Linked DNA regions of Homo sapiens: region 2 is linked to region 1. Evidence: chromatin contacts called from ENCODE Hi-C or POLR2A ChIA-PET data. All regions are on one chromosome and are shown on one strand. The core of a region is the stretch at or near the end of the contact, and the rest is flanking DNA. Distances in the headings are between cores, read along the strand shown. Region 1 has its middle 86 kb from the start of GRB10. Region 2 has its middle 180 kb from the start of GRB10.

Evidence for each region. Hi-C counts contacts between places; a loop is a spot of excess contacts on that map. ChIA-PET counts read pairs that join two places held with the same protein, here RNA polymerase II (POLR2A). Pooled maps may share reads with other maps.
Region 2: a loop to region 1 is called in a map of Calu3, with 2.3 times the contacts of the local background. The contact joins two enhancer-like sites. A Hi-C loop is called at or near these places in 1 of 168 maps with a recorded cell type or tissue (Calu3) and 1 of 50 pooled maps. POLR2A ChIA-PET finds 5 or more read pairs at or near these places in 2 of 52 experiments (HEK293T and activated naive CD8-positive, alpha-beta T cell).

Annotation. Positions count from the first base shown.
Region 1 is chr7:50,865,448-50,872,058 of GRCh38, reverse strand. No RefSeq gene overlaps it. Among named protein-coding and RNA genes, the nearest start is that of GRB10, 86 kb to the right of the region's middle. RefSeq lists an enhancer at 3,709-4,209. Within about 2 kb of position 2,503, at least 4 of the 41 ENCODE cell types and tissues checked have a DNase peak (open chromatin) inside an H3K27ac peak, as active enhancers do.
Region 2 is chr7:50,959,214-50,965,824 of GRCh38, reverse strand. No RefSeq gene overlaps it. Among named protein-coding and RNA genes, the nearest start is that of GRB10, 180 kb to the right of the region's middle. RefSeq lists an enhancer at 2,192-2,707. Within about 2 kb of position 2,689, at least 2 of the 41 ENCODE cell types and tissues checked have a DNase peak (open chromatin) inside an H3K27ac peak, as active enhancers do.

The sequences.
Region 1 (6,611 bases), core at 1,254-3,753:
TACAAATATATATATATATTTTTTAAAGCTACATATCTCCCTCGCAATTTACCCACAAGGAAACTCATGTGGGCCTCGAGACCTTCATCCCTAAAACAGTTCTGTTGAATTTCACCCTGGCAATGTAAACTGACAGCTTATCTTCACAGATGCAGGACAGAAAGTCATCCCTCTGCTCACCTGAGACAAATGCATATCTGATTGCTTCCTCTGCCCTATTGTTTATGTGAAAATACAGATTCACCGAGCCAGGCTAAACTGTGTATTCAGGGAAAGGCTGATCAAGGACTCAAAAGAATGTGACCTGGCACTGCCCTGGCCCTGTCCCACCTTTCCAGACAGAACCAATGTACATATTACGCATATTGATTGATATTTCATGTTTCTCTAAAATGTATTCAAGCAAGCTGTACCCCAGACACCCTGGGCACATGTCGTCAGAAATTCCTGGGGCTGTGTCGTGGGCACGTCCTTAACCTTGGCAAAATAAACTTTATAAATTGATTGAGACCTCTCTCAGATATCCTGGGTTCACAGTTGGTACTAACTATTCTCTTCTACCCACATCCTTCTGATGTGTACCCGTCTGATTTCTTTGGTTGCTTATCCAAGTGACCTTAGGTTCTTGGCTGACACATTCCCCGAGCAACACACCTCTCTATGGAGACATACAAGGCGTCAATAATAGACAAATTCTCTTTGTGGAATTCTTGCCCTAGCATTTCACAGCGAGAGATGCCCTCCCGTACCTCCATCACAACAGAGGAATCTGGAGTTCTGTGGCTGCCCACCCAGTTATCATAGGGACCCCGGAAGAACTCAACTAGCTGTCTCCAAATATAGTGAAACCTGGCATGTCCAAGCCAGCCAAAAAGGAGAGACAGAAACAAAGAAATGCTTAGAATATCTTGGGCTCTGCCAGGCATTTGATGTCTCCCATGATGTTTTTAAAACTATACTTAAACATCACCCCCTACTTCTGTCTTTTCTGTTCTCCAGCAAAACAAACCCTATATTCTTAGGAGATCCAGGGTCTTTGTAGGCTTTATAAAGGTGGGTAGGCCATGTGACCTTAAGGGGGCTCCATGTTCAGAGACGTGTTGAAAATGGTTGTGTTGAATTTATACTCAAGTCTCTGCTGTGGCTGCCTCACAGTAGGCAGACCATAATATTGCCTTCCCCTCTGATCTGGTTCCAGTGCCCTTGATTTTAAACTCAAGGCTTCCTCCCTTCACTCTGGACTCTGTAACAGAAAGCACAACAGTTCTTCAGTTACACAGACCTCCATGCCACCCCTTCCAGGATGTGTGACTCCAGGAATAAACTTCAACTACTTTATCTGGATCCACTTCTCAAATTTTTCTGCCAAAATATCTCTGAGTGGATTACACAGGGAAGCCCAGGAGCAGAGTCTAAAACTACAACCATAACATGTCCCTAACTTGCATGTTTTATTGTTCACATGAATTTGGCTTTCTAGTCCATTTGCTTTCATAGAAAATTTTCATTGTAAATTATCTACCCACCAAGTAAAATTGAAGCTCTAGGAAGATATGCCATGATTATACTGGACTATGAATTCATACCTTTAGGGGGAGTATGCATGGTTGAAAAAAATTAGATAAAGCATACAGTTGGTGTATAATAAATGTTGGTTAGTTAACATAGGTAATTTAGACAGTGGTCCAGGAATGGCCCCCCATGGTTGCCCTTATGCTGTCATGTCCTTGGTGCATATCCTTCTAACAGGGGTCCATGAAACCCCTTCCAATCCACTAAGCCAGGGCCAGAGAAGAAGCCTGTTTGCTGTCCCTGTTCTAGGCCCTCATTGGTCACCACCACTTCTATGATCCAAGACAGGGTTCCTATTTCCTGCCTTCTCCCATCTGCAAAATTAGGAGGATGGATTAATTTGTTCTTTTGGCTCCAAATTTCTATCCTGTGCATAGAATAACCTTGTACGAGACTTTCAAGTTTTCTCCCTAGTGGAACTGCTTTAAAAATAGATAAGGATTATTTGTAATTAATTTCCAACTACTTCTATGTAAATAAATATCTGCAAAATGCTTAACTCTCTCAGGTAAATGTTTTTTCTGAAGTATCAATAGTCACTCATTTGCTGAAAAAATCTTTTCCCTTGGTCCCTGCAGGTGTAAATTCCTGCTCCAGTCACCTGTAGAAGTTACCTCCAGTTCCAAACCCATGAAAATTATGCTAAGGAGATATCCCTCTACCTGCATTCGTGACACATGTCATCAGCAAGTCACGACTCTGACTTCAGAAAATTCATGATCAATTTCACACTCTATCTGTTGCTGAGGAGGATTCAATTCATTTTAGGCAAAGCCCAAATGACACTGCATTTTGTCTTTTTTCCCGTTGCCGATGCAGGAGGATTTGGAAGAATAACATTTTAATGGCTTGGAAACTGTTCCCAACAGAATTATCAGAGAGAGAATTTTTCAAGGGTTGCATCACTAAATGACCAAACAAAGACACAGTGTCTGGCTACCACCCACATGACTCGACTGTGAGCCATGTTTTCATAATGATGCAGTGAGATTTAGACACACCTCTTTTATATGTGATAAAAGGAATATTAGCAAGGAAATAAACTTACCTCAGAACTAAGAAGCTATCAAAAAGTAAACCCCACTTTGTGGTTTGTTCTTAATAATAATACGTGCACAAATGTCTTGGGCACATTGAGTGCATAATACACATCACCTCATGTGACCCTCATGCAAGCCCATTGGGATGAGTCCTGTTATTGTCCTCAGTGTACAGAAGGGGAAACCACAGGCTTCAAGAGGCTGGCTAACTTGACCAGCCACCAAGATGAAAGATGGGGAGGAACCCCAGGTAAATAAGACTCCAAAGTTCCTGCTCTCTGCTGTTGATTCGAATTCAGCAAGTCTGAATTAAAAGACTAAATTAAAGAAAAGGCTGAGGTATAGAAAGTACTATAGCAATGAAATGTTGCATTTCTCTACATATAAATGATTTAACTTTATTAAAGTATAAGCTTGAAGTTTTTAGAAAGCCCTTTTAGAGAGATAAAGAGAATTTATTTGAATTAAACAGAACTGTGTTGGCTTTAAGGGCATTTACAAGAGGTTTTGTTTCTTTAATAGGTTACATATTCTGCCCCAGGGCTGTCTCCAGCTGACCAACATAGTAATGAAATCCCCTTTTCTTGTTTAAAGGACCAGAGTTGATTTATTTAAAGCTTGGGTTGTCTCCATCAGCTTCTCTAGGGGAATGAACCTCTCCTCCACCCCTCTTCTCCCTATACATCACATTTCCCTCTTGCCCATCTCAAAGAAGTGTGAACCGATTCACAACAGGATGCTCCTGGGGGCTTAAGACTGACCCTCTCTGAGCAGAGCACTTGAGTAACAGATGCATGGCAAATGTCTGTAACACTCTGAGGAACTGGCATTGAGGTTAGCATTGCAGAGACATACAAAGGCACAATCCCTTCCTGGAATAATCTGCCGCTGGGCCCAGTTTTCCCACTCACACCTTTTGTGACATAATTTTGCCTCTCATTCTGGATGACTGTGGTAGACTTGTTCATTTCTCCTCACAGACTCAGGGCTCCAGTCCCATGGAACGTTTGCTGTTCCCTGAAATCATGATGCGGATCCCCACCCCTTGCCTTTGTTGCCTCTTCTACCTGGGCTGGCTTTTCCTTTGCCTCAACTCTGTTTTGTGGGAAAAAGGCAAGTCCCTAGGAAATGGCAGATCCAGTAGATTATGGAAAAATGTAGCATCCACTCATGGAGAGTGGGAGAGAGGTCCAAAGCACCCTCAGTGAATGAGTGCATATCACAGTTATTACTAATTTGCAAATGGTGTGTGGCACACAGGCAGTATGGGTCTGCATTCCCTTTCTCTTCCAATATGGAAAAAAATGTGTGTCACGCAGGGATTTTTTTTCCACACTGGAGGAGAAAGGGAACGTAGAGCCACATTATGGAGCCCCATCTCATAGAGGAGGCTCCCAGCACCAAGGAGACAGACCTGCTGCCCAAGAAGGCAAGAGCTTCCCGGCTGCAGACCCAGAGACTCGGTTGGCCTCACTGCCTTTGCTGCATCTGCTGCCGCGGTTCCCCATCGTGTCAAGACCTAAAGCCCTGCGACCACTGCCACCCCAGCCCACTGCCATACTTAGCCAGTCAGGTATTGTGCGTCTCAGTCTCAACCGTGCTCTTTTCGAAAGAGATACATCTTAGAATCCTTCATCCAAAAAGCCTCATCTCGCCAGTCAGTTCACAGAAGCCAGGCCATCCCCTGCGCCCCTGGAAGCTGTGTTCCTGCACCCGTGCTGCCTTTTATATGAGCTTTAGGGGCCTCTACGAGGTGACTAGGTCATGGGTGGGATTCACAGTCCCTTCTGAATGGGATCATAGCCCTTATAAAGTAGGCTACACAGAGTTTGCCCCCTTTGCTTTCCGCCGCAGGACGGAAGACACGGCGCTCACTCCCGGGAAGGGCAGCAACAGGCGCCCCTTGGAAGCAGCCTTCAGCGGACACCTGAACGAATCCGAGACTTTCCGACCACCAGAAGGGCAAAAAAATAATTTTCTGTTGTTTGTAAACAACAGAGATTTTTCATAACAGTCCAAACAAACTAAAACATATATTAATAGTTTGGGGCTTATGCTAGCATATCTGGAAGCATTGACTGCTGTATAATGTTATTTCTTTTGTCATTATGTAATGCAACTGATGCAGGCATGTGTGATACAACTTAAAAGAAGACAAAACCTTGGGGTCGGGGAGAGCGTATGGTAGACTCTGCCCCCACCCTCATCCCCGCTGAGAGACTGAATATACAAATGACAATGGCCAGACCATCTATAAAAATAGAATCTGACCCACATCCCCCAGCAACCTGCCCGGGAAGCCAGCCCCAGGGCTCTAGCAACCAGCCAAAAAAGCCAAACAATAGCCAGTGCAACAATCAGTCCCAAACAGTGAGACCTCATTAATAACTGACAGCCTCCTTAATTTTTGCCCCCAGGTCCAACTTAGGACCAACCTGAGAAAGCCAAATTTGCCCAGGACGGCACCATGGGTTTTGGCTGGAGCACAGTATTGCTGTTTGCTGTGATGGGAAGTCCACAGAAGGATCTCTCTTCTCCAGGGCTACTCAGAGTGTAGTCTGCGGAATCGACGCTGGTCCAGGAACTCTTTGCTACTGTATTACACCTTCTTGGGTTGCTGTAAAGAAATACCTGAGGCTGGGTAACTTATAAAGAAAAGAGGTTTAATTGGCTCACAGTTCTGCAGGCTGTACAGGAAGCATGGCGCTGGTATCTGCTTCTGGTGCGGGCCTCAGGGAATTTACAATCGTGGCAGAAGGTGAAGGAGAAGCAGGCACGTCCCATGGCAAAAAAGGGAGCAAGAGATAGAGAGAGGAGGTGCCACACACTTTTAAACAACCAGCTCTCACGTGAACTCACTCATCACCAAGACAATGGTGCTAAGCCATTCGTGAGGGGTCCACCCCCATGATCCACTACCGCCCACCAGGCCCCACCTCCAGCACAGGAGATTACATCTCAACATGAGATTTAGAGGGGATGAATATCCAAACCATCAGTTACCAAGCTGCAATTGAGATGTATATTGACAATGTTCAGAAACTTTCAGAGCAATTGTGGCATAGTTATGGTAATTATACCTATTGAATGTATGTTGAACCTAATAATTAGAAGTTGGGATTTATCATTTGCATCTTTTTTTAGTAATTTATTTCTATTTTACTTTATAAAAAGATTAATCTGCAATGAGTCAAAAATAAAAATCAAACTGATCTTTCACTACAAAGAATTTGAGAACCCTTGTGGCTGTTCTCCTTATAGAAATGAATGGAGTCAAAGGTAGTGGATGACAGTGGGTTATCGATAGATACAATGGAAACTCCTTGCATTAATAAATAAATGTGTGAGTTGAGTGAGAAAATGAATAATTGTTTATCCAATACATATGAGGTCAGCATAATTTTGAGAGGTTAAGATACCTACCCCAAGATTCCCAATGGAAGCTCAGGCCCTTTGTGCTATAGGTTTTTCTGCAATAATACCAACGCTCTTAGGAGCTAGAAAGTTAGTCACTGTAAAACATAAACCATAAGCAATTTAGCCAGCATACTTTATCAGTAAATTGCAGTGGAAAACTAAACAAGTAAAAGGTTTGAATTATGTTTCTGGAAATAAAATAGTAACAGAAATACAGAGATATCAAAGGTATTAGTATCATGTTAGCACATAAGGCTATTTCTAATTCAAAACAACTATTTTAAAGGGAGCAATCTAGCTCCATATACTAGAACGTACCAGGGCCACTCCCTGTGGATCTGGGAAACATTCCCTCAGGATACGTCCTATTCAAAGCGCTGAGCTGGCAAGAGAATTTGTGTAGAAAGAGCGTTTGGAAAGTCCCATTGCTGTACCTGCCAATGTGCACAGGACTTTTACCAATCCTGTGTCCAATTTCAGAATCTGCTTCCTTGTTATTTCCTTAGCCAAAAAAACATTGACAAGAATAATAATGACAATTAGCATGCTGTGAGGAATACCCTGCTAAAAACGAACAGTGTC
Region 2 (6,611 bases), core at 1,440-3,939, 94 kb before region 1:
TTCCTCAGCCAGTTGAATATGATAAGTAAAGAATTTAGCATAAGAAAAGTTTATGTCCCCTGAAACACATGTGAGTTTGCCCTGAGCTGTGGTGCATGTAGGGATCAGGGACCACACTTGGAAAAGATAAAAAAACTTTTTAATGATTGCCATTCTAACTGGTGTGAGATGGTATCTCATTGTGGTTTTGATTTGCATTTCTCTGATGGCCAGTGATGGTGAGCATTTTTTCATGTGTTTTTTGGCTGCATAAATGTCTTCTTTTGAGAAGCGTCTGTTCATGTCCTTCGCCCACTTTTTGATAGGGTTGTTTGTTTTTTTCTTGTAAATTTGTTTGAGTTCATTGTAGATTCTGGATATTAGCCCTTTGTCAGATGAGTAGGTTGCAAAAATTTTCTCCCATTTTGTAGGTTGCCTGTTCACTCTGATGGTAGTTTCTTTTGCTGTGCAGAAGCTCTTTAGTTTAATTAGATCCTATTTGTCAATTTTGGCTTTTGTTGCCATTACTTTTGGTGTTTTAGACATGAAGTCCTTGCCCATGCCTATACTATGCAGCCATAAAAAATGATGAGCTCTTGTCCTTTGTAGGGACATGGATGAAATTGGAAATCATCATTCTCAGTAAACTATCGCAAGAACAAAAAACCAAAACCACATATTCTCACTCATAGGTGGGAATTGAACAATGAGAACACATGGACACAGGAAGGGGAACATCACACTCTGGGGACTGTTGTGCGGTGGGGGGAGGGGGAAGGGATAGCTTTAGGAGATATACCTAATGCTAAATGACGAGTTAATGGGTGCAGCACACCAGCATGGCACATGTATACAGATGTAACTAACCCGCACATTGTGCACATGTACCCTAAAACTTAAAGTATAATAATAATAAAATAAAAATAAAGAAAGAAAGAAAGAAAGAAATAACAAAAAAAGAAAAGATAAAAAAACAACTCCTTCCCACTTGGGGCAGGGCAATTATACCCATTCATTCTTAGGCCTTCAGGCAGTACTAGGGAGTGACCCCAGCCGATTGCCCTCAATTTCCAAGGAGCCAGTAGGCAACAGCCTCTGAAAGACTGAAAAAGAAAGTGGGATGGGAGTGGGGGGCGGGAAGGTGGAAATGAAAAAGACCAAGGTTCCTTAAGCTAATGAAGAGGTGGCGGTCAGCCTTCTCCACATGGAAACCCCTTAGTTTCACTGGCCATGGCCAGAAACCTGCAGTTGCTTCCATGTTTACCTGCTTCCCACCAAGGGTCCCAAGTTGGAAAGGAAAAGAGAGAGGGAGAGAGAGAGAGAGAGCCCCTGAATGGAGCAGAAAGGAAAGGGAGAAAAATGAATCCCAAACTTTGGGCTTATCTCTTCCTTCTGGCTGGCTCGCCAAAATATGTTAATGGTGGAAGGTGTCTAGGCTCTTGACGTCCTCAACAAAGAGTTGGACAAAATGCACAAAGCAAGGAGGGAAGGGTTTTATTGAAAATGAAAGCACACTCCACAATGTGGGAGCGGGCCTGAGCATAGGGGATCAAAGGCCCTGTTACAGAGGTTTTTTGAGTTTAAATATCCACTAGAGGATTACATTGGTGACTTGGTGTACACCCCATGTAAAGGGAGAGGATGAAATAAAGTTACAAAGTCATTTATAGTGTATGCCCTATGGAGAGGATATTTCCTGTTATAGCTCAAGTGTGAACTAGCCTCATATTCTCTGCCTCCAGACCCTATTTTCCTGCCTCGTTAGGACAGCTATGTTATTGTGGCTAGGCCAGAAGTTCCTGCTCATCCCTCACTGTGGTGTAAATGCTACAACATCCTTCCCACTTCACAGATGAGCAAAGGCAGTCTCAGAGACATTGAGAGACATGCCTGGGTTCACACTGTAAAGTTTTTGCAACGCAATAGCTTAAACATTAAAAATATTGATTTAACACGTTACCATTTTTTATGTCAGCAATAAGGGAGATTTGCATAAAGGAGTCAGATGTTCCTTGTACTAGTTTTCTGTTTGTAATTTTTGTAGCTTTGACATTATCTCCAAATTAAAGTTTACAGAAAAAGTGATCATGTTTTGACTCCCACTAAAGCCAGCCCTCGGGCTCCATGCTTTTCATGCATTGTCTGCAATTCTCCTATGGCTTGCACGTGGACATCAGTCCACTCCACAGATGGGGAAACTGAGGCTTGGTGTAGGTGGGCAACCTGCCACAGGTCCTGATGGAACTGGTTAGGCGTCTGCACCCAGGTGCCTGTGCCTCCCAAGCCCATATTCTTTCCATCCCCTTGAGTGGCCTCTGTAGTCAGTCTTCAAAGACCTGTCCTTTAGGGTTTAAATAAAGTGTTCACAATTTGGGACTCAGTTGTCCTGTGTCCCCAGATTTGGAAACCTCTCCCTGTTTGGTGCCTTCCACCCTTCAGAAGTCAGCTCAGCCTCTCTCTTCAGAAACAAGATCTGAAGTCCTCATTATCCAGCAAAGATGAGGAGGAGGAGGAGGAGGAGGAGGAGGGGGAGGGCCAAGAGGAGGTCTCAGTGGCTTCACTGATGACAAAGAGGCAGCTGGAGGCTCCCTGAAGAGACCAAAGCCCAGGAGCAAAGGCTGGAAACCTTCCAGAAGCGGAACCAGAGCCAACAATAGAGGAGCAGCAATTAAAACTCCACTGGCCTGGGCCCAAGGGGCGGCACCTCCCAGTGCCTTGTGCCTGCCTGGGGAGGTCCTGCCTGCGGAGATGACTCAGCACAGCCCAGGGGCAGGCCTGCAGCGACCTGTGGGGCAAAACCCAGAGCAGAGGTGGGGCCATTCAGCACCACTTTCCCACCCAGCTGAGAGCTGGCAGACCACACCAGGCACCACCACCAGGCTTCCTGCAGGGCAATGCAGGCACCAAGAGAAGAACCCCAGCGGTGGACACATCTCACTCATTTTAAAGCTCTAAACAGAAGTCGTTGTTTAATCTCCCATTGAAGTTGGATTATCTCTGCTTCTGCTAATAAAAGCTGTCATTTATGGAGCACTTACACCAGCAACATTTTATCAAAGGGAATATGATGTTCCTCATGTTGAAGGTGAGGCTCGGGTCATTTAAATAATTTTCTCAAATCATGTGGCTAAGAGGAACAGAAACTATTGCTTACACAAAAATCTCCTTTATACCAAATCTCATGCTTTTGACCAGTGGTCAGACTGCTGGTGTTGGTCTTCACATGTGCTGCAGCCTACATGGTCGGGCGTCCAGCCCTCCCATGGGTCGAGTCCTCATTCTAATCTATCCCTTAGGGGCTGTGCACTCATCTGGCCACTCTGGTCCTCTTGAAAGGCTTTGCTGGTTGACTCACACTCCGCGGGTTTCCTCCTGAACGGCACACATTTTGGCGGCTCCCCTCCCCTCCTCACCCTCTGGGTGCTGGATGCCCAGGGCTCCCTCCCAGCCTTCCTTCCATCCCGGCCCTCACTCCCTGCCTTGGTGTTCTGGCTCACTTGTACCCATAGCTCTATGGACCCTCTCCCCCAGCCTCTCAGCCTCCCTCTCCAGTCTGGACTCAAGATTGGAATCTCTGCCAGGACATCTTGTAACATCTCAGACCTCTTTTTTTTTTTTTTTTTTTTGAGAGTCTCACTCTGTTGTGTAGGCTGGAGTGCGGTGGCATGATCTCAACTCACTGCAACCTCTGCCTCCCAGGTTCAAGAGATTCTCCTGTCTCAGTCTCCTGAGTAGCTGGGACTACAGGTGTGCACCACCACACCCAGCTAATTTATTTATTTATGTTTTGTATTTTTAGTAGAGATGGGGTTTCACCACATTGGCCAGGCTGGTCTTGAACTTCTGGCTTCAAGTGTTCTCCACCTGCCTCAGCCTCCCAAAGTGCTGGGATTACAGGCGTGAGCTGCCACACCCAGCCTCTGACCTCTTATACTATCTCAGACCTCATGTGCCCAGGCCAGAAGTCTCCACTTTCTCCCCCACACCTGTTTTTATGCCAGTATTTCCCATTGCAGTTAACAGCGTCAACTTTACTCAGATGCCCAAGCCCCAACCTAGGACACACCCTTAATTTCTACTTTTTCTTCACCTGCCTCCTCCAGCCAGGGAACCAGAAAGCTGTTGGGCCTCTGTCTTCCAAACATACCCCAACTCTATCCACTTATCCCACGGGTTTTCCACCACCTGGTCAGGCTCCAGCCGTGCAGCCAGGACCCCTTGCCTCAGTTTCCCACCTGGACCCCCTTGTCGCCTATGAGCCTTTCTCTATAGGGCACTGGCATGTGGCTCTGTGAAATGCGCTCCCCGGTCCTCCCCTCCCATGGTTTCCACCCTCTGAGGAACATCCAGACGCTTACGTTTACCCCAGGACCCTGACGAGTCTGCCTCCTCCTCCTGCCCTGAGCCATATCCTTCCCAATCTCCCAGGGCGCCTTCTGCTGCTGCCTTTGTTGCCTTCCTGGAAACTTTGAAATATTTCTCAAGCTGGGATCCCTGGATGAGCAGCATCAGCATCCCCTGGGACCTTGCTAGAAATGCAAATTCTCGGATCTCAACCCAGACCTACTGCCTCAGAAGTTCTGGGGATGTGCCTGGCAACGCGCATTTAACAATGTTAAGTAGACTCAATTGTGTCCTCCAAAATTCATACGTTGAAGCCCTAAGCCCAGTGTGACTGTGTTGGAGATAGGCCTTTAAAGAGGTAATTAAGGTTAAATGATGTCATTAGGGCGGGTCCTAATCTGGTAGCACCTGTGTCCTTTTAAAGAGAGGAGGACACAGACACACACGGCGGAAAGTCCATGTAAGGACGCAGGGAGAAGACGGCTGTCTGCAAGCCAAGGAGAGAGGCCTCAGGAGAAACCCCCTTGCCCACACCTTGATCTTGGACTTCCAGCCTCCAGGACCATGAGAGAATGCATTCCTGTTGTTTCAGCCCACCAGTCTGTGTCTTTGTCACAGTGGCCTGAACAGGCTAAGATGGGGTGGGTCTGGGAAGCTCCGCCCTAGCATGCCAAGCTGGGTCCTGCCTGGGCATCTTCACCGGAGCTTTGCCTCTGCTGGACGCAGCTGCTTCCACTCTCCTACAGCTGGCTTCTTCACTGCAGAGAGGCCTGCAATGGGATGTTGTTCTCTTGAAGGACCCCTCCCTGATGTCTAAGGACAGTGGCCCTGCCACAGCCCTGCTCAGTCCCCCACCTTCCCCTGCTTTCCAGCGATCGCCCTGTGTCCCCTCCAGCAGACAGTCTATCACTATGAATCCTCTTGCTTCTTTGTGGCTGTTTGCCCTGTGTATCCTGCACACTATGACATGAAATACTTAAAAGCAGGATTCTCATTTCTTGTTCAACATTTAATTTCCAGCACCAAAGATAGTTCCTTCAATAGACAGTAAGTGCTCGATAGTTGGTGAATGGAAAGGAAACCTCCCTCTTGATATAACAGAGATGGGAAAGGTCAGGGAGGCCTGGGAGTACATTTTGAATGGCTTCTAGCCTTGGATGCCCAGATACCACACATACATTCAAGGACCCAACCTACAAGGGCAGGTACATGAACTCTGAAGCTGGACTCCTGGAATCCAGATCTGGGCTCAGCCACTGACCAGTCTCATGTTATGTGACCTCAGTTATGTGACCTCAACTCTCTAATAATAGGAAATGGTTCTATTGCTGTTACCATGATGATGATGATTGAAGCACAGAAAGAAAAGCCAAATGCCATGAATTCTTGTTCCTCTGAATGTCTGAGCAAGTGAGGATCAGAGGAGGACTGTGGAGGGAACCACTCCTTTAATAAAAATTCTGTGGCCCTTCCTCTGAAAGCCACTCCAGACCCCACCGAGTCCTGGCTGTCACGCTGCACAGCACAGGGGCCAGCATCCACACTGCACCTGTGTGGCCCTCCTTGGGCGTACAGACCACCTACCAGACCCCCAACTTGCAGCACTGAGTCCCAGGACCATGGAGACTGGGAGCCTCTTCTGCATGCAAGGACGGGCTTAGTGTTGATGAGCCTGGGGAAACATCTTTGCTGTCAAGTCTTCCATTTCTGCAGAAGGGATTCAGCCATGAAAACTTGACAGGAAAATCATGACTTCCAAATTACATATGCAAATTCCTTTCCTTTCTAGATGTTGATGTCTCTCCAAATCTCTCGCGGTTCATGCATTGGATACCTTGCCTGACCCAGCAGGCTGCAGGATGAGGAGCACAGTGAGGAGCTGGGGTCTCACTCCCACAGGTGGGCCCCAGAAGCACAGAGCAGGGGCAGGAGCAGACTGGATGATGGATGGCACAGGGTCCCTCCGGGATCAGAGGTTTCTTTTTGGCCTGGCAGCAGAGGTGGTTATCCCAAGACTAGCTCATGTCTTGTTGTGGCACCCACTTCTACATTCTGGAGAATTCAAGGTGAGAATACACATGTAGTGAGAATATGTGAATTACTGATTTTTTAACTTCTATGAACTTTTTGGCTCCAGGCTGCTTACTGACTGCTTTATATTGCTGTAATCTTTAGTATTTCTGGCTGGATTTTGTCATTTTAAAATATGAGATGATAAACCACTACAATTGATTTTGGTTTTGATTAAATTTGGAGTAATATGGTCCTATCAGTGAGGATTAAATTTG